Linked DNA regions of Mus musculus: all the other regions are linked to region 1. A link is a loop called in an ENCODE intact Hi-C map of the cell type or tissue named here. Cell type or tissue: heart. All regions are shown on one strand. Region 1 holds the start of Trib1 (tribbles pseudokinase 1). Region 2 overlaps Nsmce2 (NSE2/MMS21 homolog, SMC5-SMC6 complex SUMO ligase). Region 3 overlaps Nsmce2 (NSE2/MMS21 homolog, SMC5-SMC6 complex SUMO ligase). Region 4 overlaps Nsmce2 (NSE2/MMS21 homolog, SMC5-SMC6 complex SUMO ligase). Region 5 overlaps Nsmce2 (NSE2/MMS21 homolog, SMC5-SMC6 complex SUMO ligase).

Region 1 (5,000 bases):
ATCAAGCACATCTTGTCCTTTGTGAGGTAAGCCAGGAACTATATTTAGCAGTGCACGCTAGCCAACTTCCATTTATTATTCAATGTGGTTATTTTCTGAAGATGGAGCTGATGAGATGTCTTTAAAAACTCACCAGAGAATGGGAACCAACTACTGGGAGGGGTGGGGTGCGCCCAGGCTCAAACAGAACGGGAGTTTGGTGTGATAGGGATGGTTGTTATTCTGCCAACACAACAACACAACTAGCTCTGTAAAGTCTTCTAGGTACAGCAGAGGCAGGGCACGGAAGTAAGAATTTGAGCACCTCTTGGAGTCCACTTGTCCTTGACAAGTGGACACCTTTTCCCCAAAAGACTGGCCTTTCTGACAAGAGGAGATAAACCTGAGCCTGAGACAGGGGCAGGAAGGGCATCCTGTCAACAGGTAGCATCAAGAAAAGCACCAACACACCTCTAGGCTTCCCTATGCTGCGTCCAATAGAGCAGAGAATAAACTGGGGTTGGCCATCACTTCCCAGATGCAGGACTTAGTACTAACAGCAGAGAAGACCTGAGCCCTTGGGTTTATCTTGCACCTAAAGGCATGACCTGTGCCTTTGGGGGTTTTGTTTCATTTTGTTTGTTTGTTTCATTGTTTGGGGGGGTGGGGATTGTTGCTGCTGTTGTTCCAAAAGGCCACCAGAAGTGCTGTGTCAGCTGCCTACCTCTCCTCGGTGGAGAAGACGAACTTCCTGAGCTTCAGGTCCCCCAGCACGATGGCCGACTGGTGGCAGTGGGCGACGGCGGAAACAATCTGCTTGAAGAGCCGAGCGGCCTCCTCTTCCCGAAGCCGTTTTCGGCTCCGCACATAGGAGTGCATGTCTCCAAAGTCCTTCTCGAAGAAGACGTAGGCCTTGCTCTCACCAAGGAGCACCTCCACAATGCCAGTGATGTTGCTATGGGACGGCAGCTGGATGTAAGGCCTGATTTTGTCCTGGTAGTGTTTAATGGGGAATTCCTGTGGGGAGAAAAGTGACCTGTTTAAGGAATGAGAAAGACAGAGGGCCCGCCTCCAAGGTCCTATCTGAAGCTGGGCTGGAGTTCTCCATCTTTGGGCTTTCAATGGCAATAAGCCCCATTCATATATTCTTTTCTGGGTAGCCCCTCAGAGCTCCAGCTGTTAGGATACCCTTACAACAAACCAGCTACACTTTGGGATCTGGGCTAGCACACTCCCAGAGCCCACCCCCTACTGTAGGGTGACTAGAAGAACTCCCTTCTGCAAATGCTTTTGTCTTTTAGGGGGCCATCAGCTCCTGGGAGCCAAGCAAGCCCAGCTCCCTGCTGTAGCTCTTCCTAGCAGACAGTAAGTAGCTAGGGGAAGGTACCCCCGGCATCCCTAAGAGTGAAAAATCAACAGCTAAACATGCATGCATCTCCTGCGAACCCAGGAGGCTCAGCAGAGCACAGTCAAAGAATGTGGTGACTTTGCAGCCTCCACGGGAAGCTGAGGCAGCAAACACGCAGAGCTGTCATTAGTCAGAAGGAACTGATGACTTGGAAGGAGAGACTGACAAAGCGGCCTTATGCAGCCTGCCTATGGCTGAGACTCAGGTGGAAGCAGCCTGTAGTTACCTTCTTACAGGAGAGGATAGGCACCTCTATAGGTCTTCTCTTTTTTCCTGTTTGTTTCCTCGACCCCCATCCACCCTGGTTGGCCCCCCTCCCCAGAACGGGTAGCAAATCCTCTAAGAAGCTGGCTGGTCTCTTTAAGGGCCTTTTGTTCAGCCCGGTTACTCATATCCTAGACGCAACTGGAAATGGTGACACACGGGCTGTCACCATCTGGATTCGGCTATTATCTGCTCAGAGGAACTGGAAGGGGTTGCACAATGACCCAGACCAACCCCACCTCTGAGGTGGCTGCTCTAGTACCAACTTGGGAAAAAAATATATATCTGCTGCCTTCTCCTCCCGCCCCATCCGTTTCTCTCCCAAAACTGTTCTCATCCACCAAGAAGAAAGAGTTTCTCTCTGTGCTTGACCACGCATCAGAGATTTCACGAGAGTGGACAGTAGGTGGCAGCAGCAAACGGAGAGGTGGGGCGCTCACGTTGGGGGGGGGGGGGGGCGGAGGGGGGCTTTCAGGTGAGTTGTTGGAAACCCAGATGCCACTTTTAACTGCAGGAGAATGAAAGGAGTCAGTGGGGCTCTCAATGGCCCAGAGATGGGGTGTCCGGCTCACGAAGAGCACACTGCGAAGCAGTCCTGGGCTACGCGCTCTCCCAGACCGGCCATCCTGTATCTAGTTGTACTCCTGTTAATGTTGCAATGAAAATCGCCGGCTCAAACTAAAGCAAGTGGAAGCGAGCCTCTGGAAGTTTTCCAATACTCCGATGCTGGCCAGAAGCCTTCCCACGCTTAAGACCACCCCATCCCAACACTTCCTGGGGTGGGCTGTATGCTGGTCCCAACAGGAGTTCAAGCCCAGAAACCCCTAGGTAAAAAGAAGCCCGACTTGGTCTATACAGAACCCATGCCGCGAGCCTCGCGCAAAGAGCTTGCCAGTTGCTCCAAGTCCCGAGGAGGCACACACTGCAGGGCGTCCTTCCAGGACAGGGGGAGGAGGGGGATGAGAGCAGGGCAATGGCATGGCCCTGGAACCCATTGCAATTCCAAACTTAAATGGAACGCCACGCGCTAGCAATACAGAGCGCCAAAGAAAAGAACAGAGATAAAAGAACTGAACCCTGCACTTCCTCTAGACCGCCTAACCCTCACCAAAAAACACTCCACAGGAAAGCACTCAACCTCCAAAAACACGAAGCTGACCAAAATACCCTCCTTATCCAACTAAACGCCCTTATCTGCTCTGCCAAACCCAAGCGCTGGCGGGACTGTGATCCCGGTGGGCCGGAACCTAGGCACTTCTGTGGACGATCCAGACCCGCAACCTCCGCCCCAGGATGCTTACCTTGCAGCGCAGCTCGCGGCCGGTGTGGATGCACAGTGCCCGGGACACATGCTCGCGCTCAGCTAGGGGTAGCAGCAGGTAGTCGGCGATTCGGCTGGGCCCGGGTGAGCTCACACAGCTGCCGCCGGTCCCCTGCGTGGAGGGCGGAGGCTGAGGGCTGCAGGGCGAGCCAGGGGGACTGAGGTAGTCGGGGGGACTCGAGCACTCAGAGAGGCGCGGACACTTGGCCGCCACTGCCCCCGCGTCGTCCGTGTCCAGCAGGCGTTTGGCCGGGGTTCCCCGGGCAGCCGGAAACAGTAGACCCGGACCGCGGGGCTGCGAGGCGCCGCTCAGGGCAAAACGCACGGGACCGACCCGCATCGCGGCCCTGGCCGGAGCGGCCCCGGCTTTGTAAATCCCTGGATCTGCGCTGTGACTTCTTCCAGTCGGCGGGATGGAGTTTGCAGATAGAGCTTGGATCGGTCCCCAAGAGGAGCCGTTCCAGGACGCTGGCGTTGTCCACCAGAACCACGTTGGCCACGCGTCCAAGGGTGGGAGGCCGGCTAAGGTCTCCAGACCCCCACAGGCACCAGGTCTGGGCGCCTCGTTGGCGGTGGCCGCCGCTATTGTTGCCGAGGCTGTGGATAGTCCGGGACGTGGAGACGGCCCGAGTTCCCGGGTGTTGAGCCTCGAGGACAGGATTCCACAGGCTCCTCGGCTTCTCCGAGCAAACGCACTTCCCAAAGCAATTAGTCTGGCGTAAAAGCCGGTACAACTTTTCCGCGCCGCTCGGAATCCTGCGCGCTCCTGGGCTCCAGGCGTGTGAGCGAGCGAGACGCGCTCCAGGAGAGAGAGAGAGAGTGACCGACTATGAGTGTGTGTGCCGCACTGATCCCGGCCAGTGCACTCCTTCTCCTTTTCCTCCACCTCCTCCGCCTCCCGGTGACTCACGCTGTATACACACACACACTCACAGCCCGGGCTGTGTAAACAGTTGGGAAGCCGGGTTGTGCAATGAGGTGGCTGCGACGACTCCGGCCCCGTCGCCCGGCTTGCAGTCACCGGAGCGGAGGGAGGAGACTAGGGGGGAGGGGAGGTGGAGTTGGAGGCTGGAACTGTAAGGGGTGGCTGGAGGCCTGGGGATGCTCCTGACCGCGCGCGCCGAGGCGCAGGTGGGAACGTCCTGGGACGCCTTGGGCGCGCGCACACGCCCCCCGGGTTGGGCTGGGCAGCAGGCTGCGCGCGCCCCACCGCAGGCCCGCGGGCCCGTAGCCCAGGGAGGGGGCGGAGGCAAAGCTCCCGTGACGTCAGGTTCCCGGGGAAGTGGGCGGGAGGGGCGGGGCAGCAGGGGCGAAACGACCGCTGATTGGTGCGCGCGCATCATTCACACAACACAATGGAGCACCGAGCTCCCGGCGGCCGCGCGCGCACCTCCTGGCTGCGCACCGGCAGCTGGCTGAGACCCAGTGGTCACGCCTTTATCCTAGTGGGTCCCCCCCTCCCCGCCGTTCTGCACTTTGGGGAGCTCCCGGTGGAGCTGTGGGCGCCGTCGAGTCGCGGCTGCAGCCGGAGGAAGGGGCGAGAGGAAAGGTGATGAATTCCATTATCAGTCATTCACCCCCACGCGGTAGTTCCGGGGAAGACCTGTGCGTGGTAGTGAATGTGGCTTTTTTTTTCTTCCCCTCTTTTCCTGCCCCCTCCCAACTCTAATCCCCAGCGTCTGTTCGCTTCCACAAATAGAACCTTCTGTTGGATGAAATAAAAGCAAACACTGGGCCTTCTGCTCTGCCTCCACCTCCACGCCCCTCCCGCGCCTGCCGCCCGCCCGGATTGCACGGAAATAGCCTCTCCAAGCTCCTGGGCCGCCCCTTCGCGGTGACTCGCCGAAAGAGCTTCCTGAGCTCCGGCCGGTGGGAAACAAAGGATGTGGGGAACTGGCGGAAGGGGCCCACGTGGCTGGCGCCAGATTCCTGTCCCCTCCCGCCTGCAATGCGCGCCCGAGGGTCTAGGGCGCCAGTGCGGCCAGGAGTATTGGATACTGGGGTACGGGTCATTCTATTCACTGCCAG
Region 2 (5,000 bases), 170 kb after region 1:
TCTATCTCTCTGTGTCACACACACACACACACACACACACACACACACACACACACACACACGGAGAGGGAGAGGGAGAGGGAGAGGGGGAGAGAGGGGGAGGGGGAGGGGGAGGGGGAGGGGGAGGGAGAGGGAGAGAGAGAGAGAGAGAGAGAGAGAGAGAGAGAGAGAGAGAGAGAGAGAGAGAAAGGTCTGTCATTTGCAGCAACATGGATGAGCCTGGAGGACATTTAAATCAGTACTGAAAGATAAAGAGAGCAGATTCACTTCTGTGTAAGATCTAAAAAAGCTGACTTCAAGGTAGTCAAGACTACAATTTACCAAAAGTGTGTGCATTGTCCAAGAGTGATGGCAGAATGGGATAAGGACGCATAATCCAAGTTTATAAGTAGATTTTGGATGTTTTCACCATTAGAAAGTAGATGAAGTGCTAAGCATGTCAATTAGATTGACTTAGTCATCCCACATTGTAGAATCTAAAATCCTATCCAAAAAGTTACTATATGCCTGCATATTTTTTTTTGAAAATTAGAAACATTTGAAAATAGTTACTAGAACAAAATTATGACATGGTTGTCACCGGCCCTTTAAAACATAGATAATTTAATAATTTGCTTGACTGCCTCTAAGTTAATGCACCGACTTTTAAAAAATATCCTAATTTCTGGCATAGTAAGGTTCAATAAATGGCTACTACACAAATGAACAGAAGCAGAAAAATGAAACTGCACTGACCAAATAAATTTAACAGTTACCCAGTCTGTAAAACCCAGATTTAATGAGTATACAAGTTCTTTCTTATAGGGATCTTGCCTGAACTCTTACACCTAAGACCTTTTCTACACCACACACACACACACACACACACACACACACACACACACACACACACACACACACACGCGGTGGGTACTTGGGGGCAGAGGGACAGGGGTGTGTCTGATCTGCAGTAACAGAGTACTATCGGGTTATGCTGAGACTCAGCTAGGCTAATAACCTTTTAGTTTACAATCTGAAAGGGCTGATTTACCTAAACCCTGTAGTACTTACTTTAAGGACATGCCAAAAATTCACCTGCCTCCAAAACACAGCTATCAGCAGAATATGCACAACCGTGGGCCAGGAGAATGCTATGGTAAAAACCCATTCTCCCTTCTCTAGCTCCAAGGCATGGATCCTTTTGAGACAAAACACCTCAGGGATATTCCCAGCAGCCACAAGGCCGGAGTCAGAAAGCTGTAAGGGATCTCTGACTGCAGAATAAGGAACTGTGTGTTGTATCCAAGACTCAGCAGCAGCTCCATCACCAAGCATTAGCTCTTACACAGTCCTCACGCATCTCCTGGAACTCACAGAGATCCCCAATCTTTACTGGGAAGACATCTGAGTAAAGAGATTTCAAGCCTCTGAAAGGGTTTGGGTGTGGTTGAAATGGGTAACTTTGAAAACTTAGCAACACAGGATACACTATGAGTAAGTTCTTTAAAAAAAAAAAAAAAACCAAAGCTAACTCACCAGATCCTTCTGAAAGGGTTCTTTTATTAATTTCAGTGAAGTCAAGCAGAGAACAAGTTGTAATATGAAACACAATTTATGCAACTATGTTGAAATTCTCTACCAGAGTTGCATCTTCTAATGTACAATTTTATGGTAAAATAATTTCAAAATACTATCAAAAATTAGGCTAGGCTCCTTTTGGTTTTAAGACTATCATAGGAAAACCATTTTTTATATAAGTCATTGAAGTTCTAAGACAAAATGATAGTGTCTTTAAATTAGAAAAAAAAAATTGGAAGAGCTGAAACTAAACCTCAATTGAAATTACACTGTTGGGCAACTCCAAAAGCTAAACAAAAACATGTTAAAATAGAAATTGCAACATCAAGGGAAAACCATTCTCATATAGCGTTCTAGACTCAGCCCTAGCTGATCATGGATGAGGCGAGTTGCTCTGTCCTAGGTTTTCCCACAGTCAGCCAACAGGCTACTCACGATTTAGCAGCCACTTGGGTTGACTCAGGGAAAGGCATGTGAGGGAGGCCTTTAAAGAGCCAACAGAGATCCCCTGGGTGGGTCTGGTCTGCCTTTCAAAACCCATGAACTTCCCATTATATAATCTCAAATAAGAAAAGTATTTCCTAAGTTAACCGCCTAGCTGAGTGTACAGCAGGCTGCAGTACCGCCTGCCTCCCTCCCTCCCTCCCCTGGTAAGAAAGAAAAGGAAAGAGCTTTGTGAATGGCACAATCACCTTGTCTGGTAAGGACAGAAGATTAATGAATCCTGCTTAATAGTACTACTAGACTTTTTAACAAAACTTCCAGAAGCCCCAGTATCTAATCTAAAATTTCCATATTTTACTAATCTCCTATAAAATAAACTGTTAAAGAAACCACAGAATTCTGAGAAGCTTGCTTTTCCAGAAAGCCCAAGAAAAATACTTTAGTTTCGCCATTCTCAAATTCATTTGACTTAGAAACAAAGTAAACATATTACTCTATTTAATATCATTGCACAAGCAAATTCACAAGAATGAAATGTGTTCAGAGTTCCTAGAAAAAATGTAGCAATGCAGGCTGCCAACTTGTTCAATGTCAAGCACCAGGCAGCTCAGCACCAGCAGTGACTCAGAGTGAATCACGCTTAAGCTATTTTTGCTTTTAAAGTCCTGCCAGGAGCTGTGTTAATATTCAACCCAGAGTAAATTTAGCTCAACAAGAAAACAAGTGTTTCCATGGTTGCTTCTTCACGGTGTTTATGGTATATGCGCAGCCATTCGGCTTAGGAACCCAGCCAGATCATCCAAATTGAAATGCTCATCTCTCATTTACATCCAGGCATTGGAACACAGGAAATACCAAATGCAATTCAGACTGCTGTCTACCTGCCTTCCTGGATCCCAGACAGCAACATGGCAGGCAGGGCATCATTAAAGGCCCCTCTTCAAGTCTGTACCACTGAAGGAGCTCCAGAGACTGCTAGTCATAGGTTTTACTTGGTTTGTATTACAAATCAAAACTCCATTCTCTGGTTGTGGCGGTGTAACAGACTAAAGTGCCTAAAGGACTTAGCAAAGCAGTAGAAAATTAGAAGGACAGGTACGACATGGAATCTTTACACAGGATCACAGACAGTGACAGTCTGGTTATGTGGCTCAGGTTTTAAAATAAATTAGTTACAGGCAATGAGTAAGTAAGATCTGATTGTCTTTATGTTAGAAGAAAAAAATTCCACATAACATAAAATTTATCATCTTGATGCCCTTATTGTTTTTGCAACAGAAAGAAAAGTGTACTCCCTACACTAGACAGGGCAGCAGGCTGGCAGCAAGACAGGAGAGCCACCAGCAATCCATCTTAGCCTTCATTCATTAGTGCTACAGTTCCAATTCTAAGTGTCCCTCACAGGCCAATAATGCAAAAGCTTGCCTAGTGTGTGATGCTGCAGTGAGGTCTAATGTTTCTAATGTGGAATCTAGTGGAGGAAATCTAGCCCCAAATCTGTCATCTGGGGGCTAGGAGAGTACCCTTAAAGGGGATCTGAGCCCATTCCCATCTATCTCTTTGCCCCCTGGCTGCCATAAGGTAAATTCGCCTCCTTCTATGTGTTTCAGTCATAGTATACTGTGTTACCATTTGGCCCAAAGCAATAGATTGTTGAGGGAAATATTATAAAATGAACACGCCAATTCTCAGCCAGGCCAGGCTATGCTCCTGCCTGCCGCTACCAACTCTCTAGGGCTAACCCCCATGTCAGGTGATCTCACTTGCTCAGTCTCTTGGCAGTCAACTCTTCGCCCCACAGGGCCACAGGGTTCCCACTGGGCCATCTCTAAGATGTCCCCCACAAGTTCCTCACACTTCCATGCAACACCCCACACACCCTATGAAAAGCCATCTCAACACCTAATTATCCAGTAGAAACATCACTCTTAAAGCTTAATTATCCAAGTAGATTTATATAACAATAAGATCACAATTTACAAGATGCCAATACAATAATTTCAGAGCCAATTGATAATGATAAAAGTTTTACCCCAATTATTCTAACCTTGTGAAAATCTTAGCTACTAGTTGCTGTTTAAAACCACATGGGATCGGGATCTTCTTCCTGACTATCTGCCTCCATGTTGGCTTCTCCTCCTCCTCCTTCGACCTCTGTCTTCTGCGACCTCTCTGTCTCCCCAACTCCTAGCTCCGCCTCCCTTTTCCTGTCCAATCACAGGCCCCCCACTGTCCTAATGTGATTGGACAGGGAAAATCCTGCAACAATAGAAAGTGTCAAGTGACCATGGACTGAGGCCTCTGAAACCAAGAACTAAAATAAACTTATCAAAGGTTGATTGTCTCCGATACTGGGTTATTAAATCAGAAAGCTGACACAATTGGTATTAAATACATTCACATTATTATAAAAACATTTCTCTAGGACTTTTCATCTTGTAAAAATAAAAATCTACCAAATGTTCTTTAAAAACCCCTATTTTCAGAATATACTATTTCGATTCCCAACACACATAGGACTTTTGTGCTTGGGTAGCAAATGAATTGGGAAGATGGAGGAACAGATACTAGAGCAATTCCTTAACTAAATCTACTCATCCCTGGAATTCCTAGGACCATCTCTAGATTTCACTCAGGAAAAATAATGTTAACTTTCCCAGCAGAGGTATTTAAAGTACGTTGCATACACCTTAGAATATACACAAAACCATATGACTACTTTTTATAATTAACTTTTATCTAGGAAAGAAAAAAGGTTTCATTACCAATGTAAATGCTGAAATTACTTACAGCATATATACAGACAAACCAACAAAATGCAATTAATATGCAGTGAACAATGAAAAAAGCATGGAGACCCCTGCTCTAAAGGCCAAAATTCCCAAGACGCAGGACGAGTGTTCCTTATCTTCCTTCCTAGTGCAGTGCTCTACTATAAAGACAACGAAGTGGGCAAGAGCTGGTCAGCACACCCAAGAGGAGAGAGAAACTGCAACCAT
Region 3 (5,000 bases), 110 kb after region 1:
CCTGCAGGTTGACCTCTGAACTCCATGCATACTATTACCATTTTCTTTTGCTCAGGCCCTCATCTTTGCCAATATGCCAGTATCTCCTTATTCTAGGTTTGCTATGGTTTAGCCCGGACACCACAGTAATCTCTACTTTCTGTGTGCACTTGTGGAGGTTGGCACTGGGTATCTTCCGACATCCTTCTCCACCATATTATCCTTTTTTCCCTAAGATGTCAAATTTTCATCAAGTCTGGAACTTACCAACTGGGCTAGATTTGCTGGCCAGAAAGTCCCAGGGATCTTCCTGTCTGTGCCTTCTGAGCCTTGGGGTCACAGACACACGCCACCATGCCTGACTTTTTTACATGGGTGCAAACCATCTGAACACAGGTCCCCATGTCAGCACACCAAGTACTGAACTCTCCAGTCACCACGGTCATCTTTTCTAAAATCACATAGATTATGTCACCCCTCTGCCGACACCCTGTCCTTGGTTTTCATAGGCAGACTACATTCATACTTATTGCAGGGATGGATAGCAATGGACTTCCACGTGCTTGTCAGGATCTTTATTATTCATTTAAACATTGTGATATCAATGACGTAAATATAACTATCTTTGTTTTACAGATTTGTAAAAAATGTGGGCAATGACTAGCTACAGACAGAAGCCCAATAATTTGGCTATGGTCCCAATTTGGCAGATTCTTTTTTTTTTTTTTAATTTTTTAAAAAGATTTATTTATTTATTATATATAAGTACACTATAGCTGTCTTCAGACACTCCAGAAGAGGGAGTCAGATCTCATTACGGGTGGTTGTGAGCCACCATGTGGTTGCTGGGATTTGAACTCCAGACCTTCGGAAGAGCAGTCGGGTGCTCTTACCCACTGAGCCATCTCACCAGCCCAATTTGGCAGATTCTTGAATTTATAAAAGGTTTGACTTTGCCCTGTACATCTATCACTACAACGAACTGTATCTCTTTTAGAACATAAACCCTCTAGCCAAAGAACATGATGAAAATATCATAGAAGTCAAAGAAAAACTGACCCCTTGGTGAGGCCAAGCACAGCTGGCATTAGTTTTAGCAATGGAAAGAATGCTACTTCTTTGCTCACAGCAAGCAGATATAGCATCCTAGGGCTATGTTCTATGAAAATGTTATCTTCAAACACTAGATACAATGGAATCTTACATTGGGAGACAGGAGAAAGCAATAGGAAGCTGAGGTCAACTGAAAGGAACAGCAGGCTGCTCTCTCTGGAAATGCAGATGGAATTACACTCACCATCCACATTATTCTTTGTTTTATTCTCTTTTCTTTTGTTGCTGGGTAAGTACAAATTGATTCTGTGTAGAGCAACTGGAATCAGGACACAGCTTAGGGTAGTTATACTACACTCTACATACTTAGAAATTACCTACACAGTCAGAAGGGTAGAAGCCAGTGGTCACTTATATTGCACCGTTGATGGCCAGCACTGTGCTTTGCAAATAAACAATAGGCAGCTAAATAGTAAGACTCTCACTTATTATTGTTGTTGTTGTTATTATTATTATTACACAGCCCCTTCACTATTATTATTATTATTATTATTACACAGCCCCTTCAATGGTTTCATGAATTTCAAATCAGTAATGTATGAATTAAGAGTGTCTGGCAGGTTTTCATTTTGTCCTGCAAAATAAGCTGACGTATTTCAATAAGCCTTCTGCCCGTCCTTCACATTCTACCTTGAGGTTTGGTCTTAAACAAGCATCTTGACTTTGGGGGTGTTTACTTGGCTCAGAATAACATCTTGTAGAACAAGGAGTCTGCCAGTTTCCACAGGCTACTACTGTGAGTCACATCTAAAGTGCAGGTTCACGGGTCACTGATGCTGCTCTGAAAGCCACCTCATTTTCTGGTCATAACCAAGAACAGGAAACTGAGTTTTCTGTAGTTTAGTTTTTTTCCTCTGTCTGTAACAAGCACTCAGAAATGCTGGGGTCTTTAAAAATGGGCAGGGAAGCTGTACCTTGGACCGTGAACCTGCTTAGTGCTCCAGGAAAAACACCCAAGGAGTGAGCATTATGAGGCTGGATTCTTTGGTCTAGTCCTTCTGGAAGCACAGATACCAAAATTGCTCCCCAGTTCCTGAACAAGGAAGGGGGTTACATGGAGGCCAAGTGCAGCCCAAAATTAATCTTGTTATTCCCAATCTTGTGATACACACACACACACACACACACACACACCCTTCTACCAAGGTGCATTTCAGAATCAGAGAGCCCTGTCTTTGCAAACTCCTCCATTGCCTCCCTTGGAGCCAGTGTCATCTGCTTTACATAAAGGCTTCATCTGCTTATTTCAAATAAAACACAGAACCCAGTGCCTACTATATCCTGCAAGCTCAATAGTCACTAGTAGTTGTTCATTCTGCTCAGTTTTTACTACAATGGCTTGGTAGGGCTTGTAGCATCTGGGCCTTGTAAGCTCTGTTCTCTCTCTCTCTCTCTTTCTCTCTCTCTCCCTCTCTCCTCTCTCCCTCACTCCCTCTCTCCCTCCCTCTTCCTTCCTTCCTTCCTTCCTTCCTTCCTTCCTTCCTTCCTTCCTTCCTTCTCCCTCTCTCCAGTTATGAAATGTGTCAGATTAACTCCCACACCACAGCTCAGACTCTGTGTGGACTGATTCCTGAGTTTATCTATCCCAGGTGCTGAGAACAGTGTCTGGCACATAGCACACTAGCAGTGGCTATGAAAGGAACACACTGGCTTGAATGACAAAGTAGTATCTGCAGAAAATGGAGCTCTGGATTGCAGAAGTCCTTGTATGTGTCTTAGTCTCACATGAAAGGAACTGGGACTCTGTCCCTTAACAGCTAACAAATTGTTCTTGCTGCCCCAGGAGTGAGTTCATTCAGTGTCAGCCTCAACCCCCATGTCCACAGGGTAGTGTGGTATAGTAAGGAGCTATTATTATTCCTTATCTTGAGAAGAGAGCCAAGTATAGAGAGGTTAGTCTGCTAAAGGGCACTGACATGGTCACCAGGATCCACTGGTCAGAGTGGCATCAATTCCAGTGACACTGGGGATAAGGTTTACTGTGGCTGGTGGCACGGGCTTCTCTTTCCCAGTGGCCTAACTGCTGAGGGTGTTGCTTGTTCCTATGTAACCCTGTCAAGTGGTAAATGGAGGAGAGTAGGTGACACAAACCAGAGGCAAAAAGGCAAGTCCCAAATATCTTATTCCTTTGCGCTTCTGAGCCTAGCTAATCATTGTGAGACAAAAATGACTTTTAAAAATGTTCAAATAATGTTACGACCTGATGCCAGTAGGCCATCTAAGACTGAAGTCAGTAGGTCATCTAAGACTTAAGCCAGTAGGTCATCTAAGACTGAAGCCAGTAGATCATCTAAGACTGAAGCCATCAGATGACCATCAGGCCTTCCCTGTAGCCAAGGTGATGTTGGTTAGGCAGGATGTTTACACTGTCCACAAGTGACCAGCTGGAAGGTTCTTCCACCTACAGTAACCTGTCCTCTAGGAATCACTCTAGCTGTCCGTCCTACAGGAAGCTTTGTAGCTCAGCCCTATCCCCTCCCCTGTTCTACTCCTGGCTCGGTCCAGGGCCCCTCCTGCATACTCATATTTTCCTCCACCGTTAACAGCAGCTGAATGTCACTGCCTCCCTCTGTCATGTACTTAAGTGTTGGGACAGTGTCCTTTGAACATGTGAATCACAGTGTCTTGTAAGCACTCAATAAATGACTGTCGAATGGGATAGTGCCACCCTGTGAGATAGCCCAGCCTCTCAGGTCATTAATGTGCCTTGTCACCTTTGATTTGGCTTAGCCTGAGATCTAAATGGCATGGCCTTGAAGTAAGTCAGTTCCTGCAAAAGAAAACTAAAATCATATGTTCAGATAACAATTTTCAAGTTATGTGACATTTTCTTAAATGAATGCTTGCTTTATAAATCAAAAGTGCTTCAGTATCAACACAGCAATTATCTCAAACTCTCATTATATAAAACACTGCAGGGGCAACTGTTCTTTTGGGGAGCTCATTTCTCGTTTGGAAAGCAGTGTGCTGACAAGTGCCTCCCCCTCTCTGAGTAAGGGACCTGGTGATGAGAAGCCTGTATCAGTCAGAATATTTAAGCCCTTTTGAGCTCCACTGTTCATGGACCTAAAAATGTAAAATGTTTGTGGGCAACACTCTATGTCTTTTAAAGGTTTACTTTTGAGATAGGTCACTGGGTGTCAACAGAGGAGCTATCAAACAGAGGGAGAACCAATTTGTTCCTTTTCAGTTGCATCGGTTATTTATAAAATACGCTATCTTTCAGCAGCGAGGGGGCGAGGGCGGCAGCTTACGTATCTCAGGAACAACTGTTACAGGTTATGAGGCTGGCCCTTTCCCATTGTCCTGTCTTAGTCCTGGCTGACTAACACTGAAATGAGGTATACAGTCATCAACAAGAGTCATTTAAAAAGCCACTCTGCTTACTCTGAAGTAATTCTGACAGGGATCTTACATTGGTCATAAGAGACCACATACCATGGGGTATAGAAATGAATCACGAGTTCTCTGGGTGGGGTCTAAACCAAAACAAGAAACAAAAGAAACCCACAAATGAGTTAGGTGTAGAGTCACCATTAAGAATCCCCGGTCATGCTTGATAGTAAGCCATTTAATTCATTTGAAAGAAACAATGTATTTATCTTAAATTCTGTGCACAGCCCTGTGTGGGTATGCAGGCGGGGATCCCCTAAGCAGGAGTTACAGGCGACAACAGAGTGAGATGTCTGACAACGGGAACCAAACCCAGAGCCTCTGCAAGAGCAATGTTTGCTCTCCTTTTAACTCTTCAAAGAGCCTTGCCCAGTTTTATGGGTGAGCAAAGTACCGTGAGGACAGGGTAGCTCCTAGAGCTACCTGGAGACTGAAGTGTAGCATCGGAAGCTCGGACTCAGACAGAACACTTGATTTCAACTGCTGGTTCCCACACTCACAACAGCTTTCTTAAT
Region 4 (5,000 bases), 82 kb after region 1:
TCAGCAGTAAGAGCACGACTTAATCCAGGGGCTAGGACCTATGCTCCCAGCGAGGTGAAGCCCTTTAGCCTACTCCTAGAGCCAAACCTCTACCCATCTGACTCTTCTCACCTCAAGAGTACAAAGATCTCACACAGGTAACCTAGTTTTGTCAAAGGTAATTGTTTTCTACCAATTACATGATTAGTGATTCACACTAAGTCACAGTTTATCAACAGTGGGTATCCCATGTCACTGGAAAGGAAAGGGTAAACAGACAGGATATGGGGTTGTCACATGGGACATTTCCAGACACAATGGCTACAAAGTACTAGTTTGGGGAGAGGAGACTCATTCCCATCATTCCCAGGTGACGAATATTCACTCGTCCACACACTGGGCAGCACAATGCCACACACGGCAAAGGGACGTGAGGCCAATCCTTGTGGCCAGCTTTGGCCATGTCACCTCTGCACCATCAAGACCTCAGGCTCCCTGGTTCTCAGACGCTGGCCCTGGTCTGTTCACAGCTTCTGGCTCTGTCCCTGTCAAGTCTTCCTTACTGCTCTCCAGTCTAGCCGAGGCAGTAGGGGCATGGAAGCCATGGTTCAGAGTCAGGCCTGGGAAAATCCTACCTGTTCCCTGCCCATCTCTGCACTCCGTGCCCCTTTTCTTCATGTGTAAGTGGGATGCTTAATTGGCAGGTCTACTGAAAAGATTTAAACTAATTTATAACTTAATGAATGACTGACCAATGTAGTCAGCACAGCTAAGTCCTTCTTCTCCCCCTCTTCCTTGGATTCTAGGATACGAGATGTGTTTACTGTGCTTCCTGCCTAAAAGCCTCCTTTCTCATCTTTAAAAAAAATTAATGATCCATTCTTACAGGACCCTGGGCCCTGCCAGACTTAATTCCCCTGCTCTCCCTCCAGTGCAAGGCTGGCATGATAGCACACAGCTTCCCGGAGTTTTCGATCTTTCCATTCCTAGCTGTATCCTCTCACATCCGTGATCTACCATCTTATTCCAGTGCCCGATGCACACAGGCCTGTGGCAGATTTTGTGAGACCCTAGGTCACAGGATGCTGTGCTATCATCTATTGAGAGGACACATCAACATATTAATCTGCTTTTACCTTTCATCTTTTGTTGGGCATTGCAACGTTAAACACTCCAACTCACCAGTAAAGCTTATTATGTGACATCTTTCTTCTTGAGGAGCCTTCCTTTTTTCTAACTCGATGGGTCATGTCACCAGGTCAATCACTGCCAAGTAAGTAACTTCCGGTCAATTTGTTCTTCCTTAAGCATCGGTGAGGCAATGGCAAAAACTTGCATTATTTTCTTGCTCTTTCTAATCAGAAATGTATGACCCCACCCACAGCTACCATTTTATCCCCTTTTGTTTGCAGGCCTAGATAGAAGCTTTCGGTGATCTCCTATGGCTCTCCCTAACATTCCCCCTCAATACCCTGAGAGAGGCCTCAAGGAAGGAACCAACAAGTATGAACTCTGTCTCCCGAACGCCCTGTGCTTTTAAGAAAGCCACCCAAGTCTGAGTGGGCATTCACTGGCACAGGAACACTGGCTTGGAGGAAAACACCTGTCTGAAAAGCTGTTCTAAGGAAAAAGACATTTTATGCAATATGCTAGACATGGCATGAAATGGCTGTTCAGGAATGGTGGCAGTGACTTTAACCCCCCTGAACCACTTTCGACCACCTAGTCATGTCAGTAAGACCCATGAGAATGCTGTCGTTGGCAACTGTTTGGTGACTTCTGGCCTCTTCAGATTCCTACTCTGACTCCTCCCCACCCATCCACCCCCCACCCCCGTGCTCTAAATCAGTTATACACACTGCTTTATAACAGGTTAATGCATTTTTTTTCTTCTTTTGTACACCACTCTTCTCAAACATATGCCCATGGTCACTGTGCTTTGGACTGGCTTCTCAGACCTCATTTCCAGATGTCCTTGAAATGACAACTCTTAATGAAAGCCTTCCTGATTGAATAGAGGAAACTCCCTTGAGGAAACCAATTCTGTTCTGCTGTGTCCTGCCATCTGCTCCTGAATTCCCATGTGATCTGAGTGAGGTACTTCCCTTCTCTATATTAACTGGGCAGGCAGGATACATTCAAGCTTTTCCTAGCCGAGAGACTAGATTGTTGGTGCTAAAATATGTGGCTTCCATGCCTTTTCTTGCCCTGAGAGAAACTCATGAGCCTTTGGCTTTCCTTGATGTCCTCAAGGGCTGAGCCCATTATCTCAGTAAGTCCCTAGCACAGCACAACACACTGCTGCCCAGGACTAATGTGTGCATTTAGACAACAATGATCAAAGCACCTCCAGCGAGGCACCGACAGCTGCCACTAGATGACTCAGACCTCTCTGAAAAATGGCTTAATTTAGCAGCCTTTCAGTTGTCTGCAGAACAGACTGTGAGTAAAGGACACGGTGAACAGAACAGAACATCTTTTAACTAGCTTGACCCCACAGTGGCCCTTTAAGGTCAGGCAGCTCTCGATAGCACAGAGAGAGAAGCGTTTGCCTCTGCTCTTCAGCCAGTAGAGAACCAGGGGCTGGGATAACCTGGGAAGACCCTGTACTGGCCGAGTGTCTTCTGAACCTAAGGCTGGCCTTGGTCACTGACTAGCCCTGGGAGTGACTCAGGGAATTGCTTTCTCTTCCTGGGCCTGGAAAACGGCTGTGGCAATGCTCCCTAAACCTGGCAAACTAAACTACAAAGACGCCTCGGTCCCCTACTCCTAGGGCTTTGACTCTGATGGCCTGGCATGGGCACAGGATGATGTGTTTCCTGTATGGTTCCCTCTCAGGAGCAAGTGCTGCTGGCAGCAGTGTGTAGGATACTGGATTCTCCACCTGGTGCTCCCCTCAGACAATCCTGTCTCTTCCAAGGTCCCAAACCAATTAGATGACATGGTCTTCCGCCCTTCCTCTTCCCTTCTCTCTTTAGAACCAAACTGGACTGTTTCCAAGTACACTGCATGGTAGCTCACCACATTCATGAGAACTCAAAAGAAATTTTGAAATCAAGGACTGGTTCGTAAGACTCAAGGGTTCACTGAAGAGGCAATCTCCTTTTGACAGAAACCCAAGCTCAAGTGCAGCAAGCAGCTCCTTCCTGAACACCCATTACTTACCAACCAGGAACACAGAAGGCACAGGCCAGGCAGAGGCCTGCTCTCCAGCACATGGGGATTCTTCTAAAATGGGCACGGTGGCTGCATGTGGCAGAGTGAGGGGGCAAGAGGACTGCTGTGGGTTTGAGGCCAGGGTGGGCTACACAGAAAGTACCCGGTCAGCCAAGATTACATAGCAAGACCCGATCTGAGACAAAAACAGGACCGGTGAGATGTTCAGCAGATAAAGATACCTGCACCAAGCTTGGTGAACTATGTTTGAACCATAGGACTCCAAGTTTGGAGGAGACAACGGAACCCTACATGCTGTCTTCTAAACTCCTGTATGTAACACAGCATGCACAAGCCTCCCACGATAAAGAGTAAATGCAAAACCAGCCAACTAACCAACAGCGAAACACTACCTGTTCATCTGGATTCTCTTATCAAGAGCTTAACTATTCAGTGAAAGTCTAATCAGACTAAGAACCTGTTCTGTAATGCGAGCTATGATGCACTGAAAGCCAGCACTCTGCTATGCATAGTCTGCAAATTATCTAATTTAATGGAGACAACGCTGATGCTAGTGCTTTCTCTCATGTTTTTTTGAAAACTGGAAACCTCAGAGCAGGCCAAAGCTAAGCATATTTAATTCTACAAACCATACAATCCTATTACTGTGACCTTAATAGCGGATAGACTTATGGTAGATATTTCTAGGATATCTGTGAATATGAAGGCTTATATCAAATCTGCCAATTTTCTAAGCATATATAAAGTGGAGACAGAAACATACCCTTTCCAGACATATCAAGTTGCTTTACTTAGGAGAATGTAGACACACTGGACAAGACACTAAACTGCAGACTCTAGATAACTTCCTCCTCTGTGTGACCTTGCAGTTAGTTTTATATCTATTGTTGGGGAAATTAAGCAGATTAAGTCCACACAGCAGCTTTGGTCTTCTCAATAAAGTCTGCAACTCTGATTTGTCCCAGAGCTGCAGCTGACTGGAGCTTAGAAGCAGCCGAGTCTGGATTTCCTGTGTGCCGCTCTAACCTTGGCTCTTCCACCCTATACATGCAATCACACGGCTAGTGATTGGAACTGGAGATGAAACAAGCTTGTCTCAAGTTCTTTGCAAAAAGATTTGGGCTGGAAAACAATGAAATGACTTCTAGTATCACACTCTGATGTTGGAGGTACTGCCCCAAAGTGTGTTGGGCAGTTCCAATTAACAGGAAAATACAGATCAAGATGGTTAGTTGTTAAAAATCTAGAACATAGTTTTAAAATCACAAGCCGGGCATGGTGGCGCACGCCTTTAATCCTAGGCAGAGGCAGGAGGCCAGCCTGGTCTACAAAGTGAGTTCCAGGACAGCCAGGGCTACACAGAGAAACCCTGTCTCGGGGTGGGGTGGGGGTTGGGGGGTGGGAACAATAAAATCACAGCGGGGAAGAATGCCTATTTTCTTTCTCACGATGCTTTCCTGCCTTGTGTGGCTGCTCTGTCTATGGCACAGTACTTGACATTGACAGTGTTTTACAATCTTTGTATTATCTACTCTTTCCCATATGCCACGAGTAAGGACCTGGGGACAGATAATCACTTGGCAGGTAGGGAAATGGCCACAGGAGTCTACCAAACTGCTCAATGCTATGTTTTCTTCCCGAATGCATGGCTGTACTTCCACAGTGCATGGCACAAACACAGGAGCCTAATGTGTAAAGGGAACAGGTGGACTTTTTTGCTTTTTAGTGGACTTGGCATTATATTCAAACTGAAAAAGCTGCGGTCACCTAGTGCTAGCCCTGGTCTACAGCTGAGTCAATGGAGACGCAAGATCTCTAGTCTACCTGTCCCTACTTGGGGACCC
Region 5 (5,000 bases), 99 kb after region 1:
CACTGTTTCCTCCCTGTAATTGACTTTTTAGCAGAGCTTGGTTTCCTTACAATCAGGGCTTAGTTCTACCTCTCTCTATATCCCAGCTCCATCTGCCTTCGTACTGCTGCTCAGACACCACATGCCCCCGGGTCTTTACATGTGCTTCATTCCGTCCTCTGCACTTGCTGGACTCTCTGCGTTCTATTTGTCTTGCTCTCTTCTGGTTCAGTTTGAAGTCACTCCCTGAGAAACTTTTCTTCCACCCTTTAACAGGCCCCTTGTTCTTCATTATATCAGCAGTCTCCCGACTGTCCCAACCCATCTGGCCCCGGGCAGAAAGCTGCTTACTGCATACTCCTTGCCCTGAAAACAGTACTTTTGCCTTTGCCTAGCCCATCTTCTACCACGACAAGGTGTCACTGATGTGTGTCGGCACCATGGCTGTAGAAGGGATTTAGAAGATAGAGTTCGTTAACCCTGGGTAATTCAAGGCACTAAGTTACAAAGCCACATCTGAAGCATCTGCAGTGGCCATGTGCATTAGTCAGGGTTCTCTGAGGGATGGAACTGAAGCATCACAACTTGCCCAGCTCCTGAGATAGAACAAGAACATCCATCCTTTGAAAAGCATGGGGCAGGGACACACGTGTCCATTAAACGTTTCAGGAAGCTTTTAGAAAGGCTGAGATTATTCCTTCTGTTATCCTATCATTATCTGATTTTCAAGATCATAACCATCTCTTGATTGTTTTACCGTTTGGGTTCCCATGAATGCTTCCAAATTTCTTAATTTCCAAGTAACACATTCAGCTCTTCAGATTGTTTCCAAAGCAGGCAGGGAACTCCCTCAAGACTGCAGCTGACAATCCCATAACCAGGAAAAGACGATGAATACTAATCACCAGAAAAGCTGCAGTTTACAGGAAAGAAACGGGAAGTGTTGACATATTGCACAACACCCCCGAAAAAAGCAGGGCTTAGTAACAGAACGGTACACACAGGCTGACAACCTCATCAAGAATCCCTGGTGACATCATAAACTATGTGGAACAAGTTTTGTTTTAAAGGTTATTTTGAATGATGTGTGTATGTGTGCGCATGTACATGGCTGAGTGCTGATGCCGGGGAGTGCACAAGTGGGTTTCAGATCACTGGGAGCCAGAGTGAGCATTGCTGTGAGCTGCCGGACACAGGTGCAGGGAACAGTCAGGTCCTTTTCCAGTAGTGTGTGCCTTTAACTGATGAGCTATTTGTCTGGTCCCAAGTTGATGTTTTTATTATCTGTGTATTTTCCAAAGACTGAGGGGGGGGGGACGACGACAGTGGGACCCTTTTCTTTGGAGAGCTAGATAAGGAAACTGAAACATAAATTCTCGGATTTTATACTGATTTGGGGCTTCCTTTTAATTTCTTCTTTCTTTTCCTTCCTTTCTTTTCTTTTAAACACAGGGTCTCACCATGTAACTCTGTCTTGGAATACCCTATGTAGACAAGGCTAGCCTCAAAATCGCAGAGAATACCGGCCTCTGTCTCTCCATTGCTGGGATTAAAGGTGTGATCTGGTCCCAACTGCCCCTGGGCCTTATTTTTTACTTATATGTATTGTGTATACGTGCACATTTGCGTGTGCTGGTATATGCCTGTGTGAGGGCGGAGTGTCCATGTTTGCAGAGGCCAGGAGATAGACTTCGGTGTGATGTTCTTGGCATAGGGCAGCCTGACAACTGAGCTTGAAAGATCACATTTCTACCCCTTCAGCACTGGGACCCTAAGCTTGTGCCACCATGTCTGACTACATGGGAGCTGGGGACCCGATACTGGTCCCCGCATTTGCAATGAAGGACTTCACAGACTGAGATTTCTTTTCCTTCTTCCCAGCTTGGGTTTTAAGTAAAACAATTAATTAAATGAGCTAACGGGATTTCTTTCTCTCTGGTGTCTGATCCCACGCAGCACTTGAGGACAGTTGTTTCCTTAGCTGGCAATGACTCGGCAGAGGAAAGGGATTGCCGCTTTTGCTGCTGCTGCTGCGGCTGCTGCTGCTGGGAATCAGATCCAAGTCCTCTGCCAGGGGCAAAACCAAATGCCTCAGTGGTCCCCAGAGCACACCTTTGCCCATTACACAACGGCAGCAAGGAGGAAGCAAGCAGGCAGCTGACTAGACTTCCAGCTACTCTGTCAGAATCAATCTAGTTTCCACTGCAGGGATTAATCTAACATGCTGAGAGACGGCGCGGGCTTTCCCCTTTAGCCAATATGAAGCCATCACTAAGCCATACTCTTTACTTTTATTTATTTATTTTTATTTTTTATTTTTTAATGGTTTTTCGAGACAGGGTTTCTCTGTATAGCCCTGGCTGGTCTGGAACTCACTTTGTAGACCAGGCTGGCTTCGAACTCAGAAATCCACCTGCCTCTGCCTCCCAAGTGCTGGGATTAAATGCGTGCACCACCACACCCGGCTTTTACTTTTATTATAAGTGATTACACATAAGGCATTGCATAAACATGCTTGGTTAGTGGTTACATTGCAATCCAGCAGTAGTATGATGCAGATATTCAGTGTCTTAATAATTGAACTGGAAAATTATAAAAGTGGGCTTCAGGAGGAGGCCAAAGTGAACTACAGTGACTCATCGCCAGGGCCATCCTGACCTGAGCCTTCACTGAGATGTGCTCTTGACAAGAGAATGGTGCAGAGAATGACAAGATGTTTCCCTTCACAGGGTTCCACTAGTGAGGAGCCACAAAGAGCAGAAAACTAAGATACCAGCCGATCTTCTTTTGGAAACTGTGCTGAGATCAGAATGCACAAGCATACTTGCGATGTACCTACCAGTCACTGCTCTCGCTTACTGGCCACTCCTCCAGCTCCAGGCACTGCTCCAGATTATTCCTTTTATCCCCCGTGAACATCTTATAATGTCCCAATTCTCATGTCAGGGATGAAAAGACCAAGGAGCGGAAAAGGTTACATAACTTGCCGCCTCTCACGGTTGGTGGGCTGGAAAGGAACTCCCTGCTCTCCGACTGCACTCTGAGTGACGCATCGTCTCTACTTGACATTTTGGGGCTCTGTCCCAAGTACTCTGTAGGGTCCTAACAAAATGGTTCACATATTTTCCTGATGTTTCACACAGCTAATTACACAACCAATTAGTTTCCCAACCAAAAGATAGCATCTACGGTTTCTGCCTCTACTTCAGTCTGCTTAAGTTCATGGTAGAGATGAAAATGAAATCGGCCCCCAGCCTACATGTTTATCATCTTTTGGAGGTTCTCACAGGACAGATTTCCTGCTTAAAAACCTTTTAGCCAGACTGCTGCTTCTTGTTTTGACAGTCCAATCTTATTAGATCATGTTCTAGCACAATGCGGGCCTTGCTCAATACTCTGAAATTTCAGACCTACCAAAGCTATGAGCAACTTTTTGATTGAGAAGTCCACGACCTCATGTGAAACCAGAGTCATGGGAATTGGAAGAAATGCACAAAACCCCTGCGATGGTAAAGTGAAATATGACAACGGTGGAGTGACGTGACCCACAGTTCCAGGAGACATGCTTCCTCACGGTCATGACTACATGACAGCGTCTCTAAGGACTCCATGTGCTGGCCTGCTTTCAGCAGTGTTCAAATCGCCCTCACGTGGTTGGCAGGTGGCCAGAGAATAATGAGGTGGTAGGAAAAGGGCAGATTTTGCCAACGGAGGTTAGGTAGTCTAAATGGAACCAAGAGAGGGGCTGGCCATACAACGGGTGAGAAAAGGGTGTGTAAGGGGTGGGGGCAAACGGCTTACTGATGCAGTGATTTGCAAAGACTTGTTCACATTACCTCTGTACTATGGACTCATGACTCAGTTTTCAAGCCAGTGGAAGCCAAACAGGTATCTCGTTTCCCCTCTGCAGCTCCACACTCCCTTCCCCACAGACAGCCTAGCTTCAAACCTATGAGCAGCCAAAAGGGGACAACTAAGGATATGTTTAGCATGTACACTGCTGGGAACCATGGGGCAGAGGGAGAAGAGCTGTGACACAGAAACACCAGCAGGTAGGGATCGTCTTCAACTGTGTGACTTTACAAGAGGATTGATCAAAGAATGCTGCCCTTAGGAATTATATCTTAAAGCACACTGTAGGCCTGAGACTCAGTATTTGGCAACTTGTTAAAATTAGGTCAGGAGTGTGATGAGGAGAATTTGTACTTTTCACTTTTATTGTAGAGAAAATGGCACAGGACTCTGTAGGAACACTGTTAAACCTGCATCCAGGAAGTAGGCCAGGCTGAAGCTACGTCAAGGTAGAAGGGTCAATGAGGGACCTCCATGTCACTGAGGCAGACAGCCTCTACACGGCAGCCTGTGCTGTCAGAGACAGTACTAAAAGAAGCTGGAAATGCTGATTCTGATGGGAACCCTTCTAACTGGTGTATGTTGCAACCGAAGATACATGTGTATACAACTCCCCTGGCCAACCCAAACACATCTGTGGCTGGAACCAGCACACTGAGAGCTGGTGTCTGACCTTGGTGACCACAGTGATGACTCTTAACCCTTACAGCACAGAGAGGAAACAAGCGCTGGCTTGTCTTCCATAAAGTCACTTACACCGCTGCCTGGTCAAAAGACTCTTTGTAAGTCCAGCCTGTGGGACCTGCAGAGAGGTCCAAGAAGGCCATGGGCCTCCTTCACTAACAATGCCAAGCCTGTCGCTGTTGAGAGAGGGAGGTATTCTGAGGTCTTTGGGAGAATTTAGAAAGGTGTCAGTCAGGAAGATGAGGTGTTTGGTGGCTTCATACTGAGTTATGACCACCTGCTCTGAGCTCTCTAACTGCTTATTTAAAACTGCAGGGTTTGTTTCTTGTTGCCATGAGTGCCAAAGGAGCCCAACAGACATGTCATATAGGGCTGTCAACTGGCAGCTCAAAAGGTCTCCTGGAAAATTTCATTCGGCTACAAAGAGAAGACTGCATCCCCCTATGATCAGACACTTTAGCATCCAAGTCTGGATGCTTGCTTGC

The links. A loop is a pair of places that touch in the nucleus more often than their neighbours do. Peaks named below come from ENCODE experiments on the same cell type or tissue, not always from the same donor. Only the 100,000 strongest peaks of a DNase experiment are listed, where the experiment ranks them.
Region 2: it touches region 1 in a loop (3-fold over the local background); 7 of 42 quality-filtered maps call a loop at or near these places.
Region 3: it touches region 1 in a loop (2.2-fold over the local background); 6 of 42 quality-filtered maps call a loop at or near these places.
Region 4: a loop joins it to region 1, with 2.1 times the contacts of the local background. A loop is called at or near these places in 6 of 42 quality-filtered maps.
Region 5: it touches region 1 in a loop (2.1-fold over the local background); 6 of 42 quality-filtered maps call a loop at or near these places.

Annotation. Positions count from the first base shown.
Region 1 is chr15:59,647,475-59,652,474 of GRCm38, reverse strand. Trib1 (tribbles pseudokinase 1) reads right to left here and starts at 3,821. Exons shown (of 3, transcript NM_144549.4): 1 at 2,953-3,821; 2 at 704-996. The coding sequence starts at 3,312. In heart, CTCF peaks have their summits at 2,008 (motif pointing right), 4,363 and 4,562; DNase peaks (open chromatin) are centred at 1,914, 2,574, 4,114, 4,724 and 1 weaker place; H3K4me3 peaks cover 4,284 bases; H3K27ac peaks cover 3,635 bases.
Region 2 is chr15:59,478,397-59,483,396 of GRCm38, reverse strand. The region is part of intron 4 of Nsmce2 (NSE2/MMS21 homolog, SMC5-SMC6 complex SUMO ligase); the gene reads right to left. Among named protein-coding and RNA genes, the nearest start is that of Nsmce2, 110 kb to the right of the region's middle. In heart, a CTCF peak has its summit at 2,150; DNase peaks (open chromatin) are centred at 2,046 and 2,636; H3K27ac peaks cover 1,720 bases.
Region 3 is chr15:59,540,724-59,545,723 of GRCm38, reverse strand. The region is part of intron 4 of Nsmce2 (NSE2/MMS21 homolog, SMC5-SMC6 complex SUMO ligase); the gene reads right to left. Among named protein-coding and RNA genes, the nearest start is that of Gm36677, 75 kb to the left of the region's middle. In heart, no CTCF peak of the experiment used is centred here; a DNase peak (open chromatin) is centred at 3,003; H3K27ac peaks cover 1,425 bases.
Region 4 is chr15:59,565,054-59,570,053 of GRCm38, reverse strand. All of the region lies in intron 4 of Nsmce2 (NSE2/MMS21 homolog, SMC5-SMC6 complex SUMO ligase), which reads right to left. Among named protein-coding and RNA genes, the nearest start is that of Gm36677, 51 kb to the left of the region's middle. In heart, no CTCF peak of the experiment used is centred here; DNase peaks (open chromatin) are centred at 2,053 and 2,643; H3K27ac peaks cover 1,346 bases.
Region 5 is chr15:59,548,613-59,553,612 of GRCm38, reverse strand. The region is part of intron 4 of Nsmce2 (NSE2/MMS21 homolog, SMC5-SMC6 complex SUMO ligase); the gene reads right to left. Among named protein-coding and RNA genes, the nearest start is that of Gm36677, 67 kb to the left of the region's middle. In heart, no CTCF peak of the experiment used is centred here; DNase peaks (open chromatin) are centred at 942, 3,002, 3,502 and 4,462.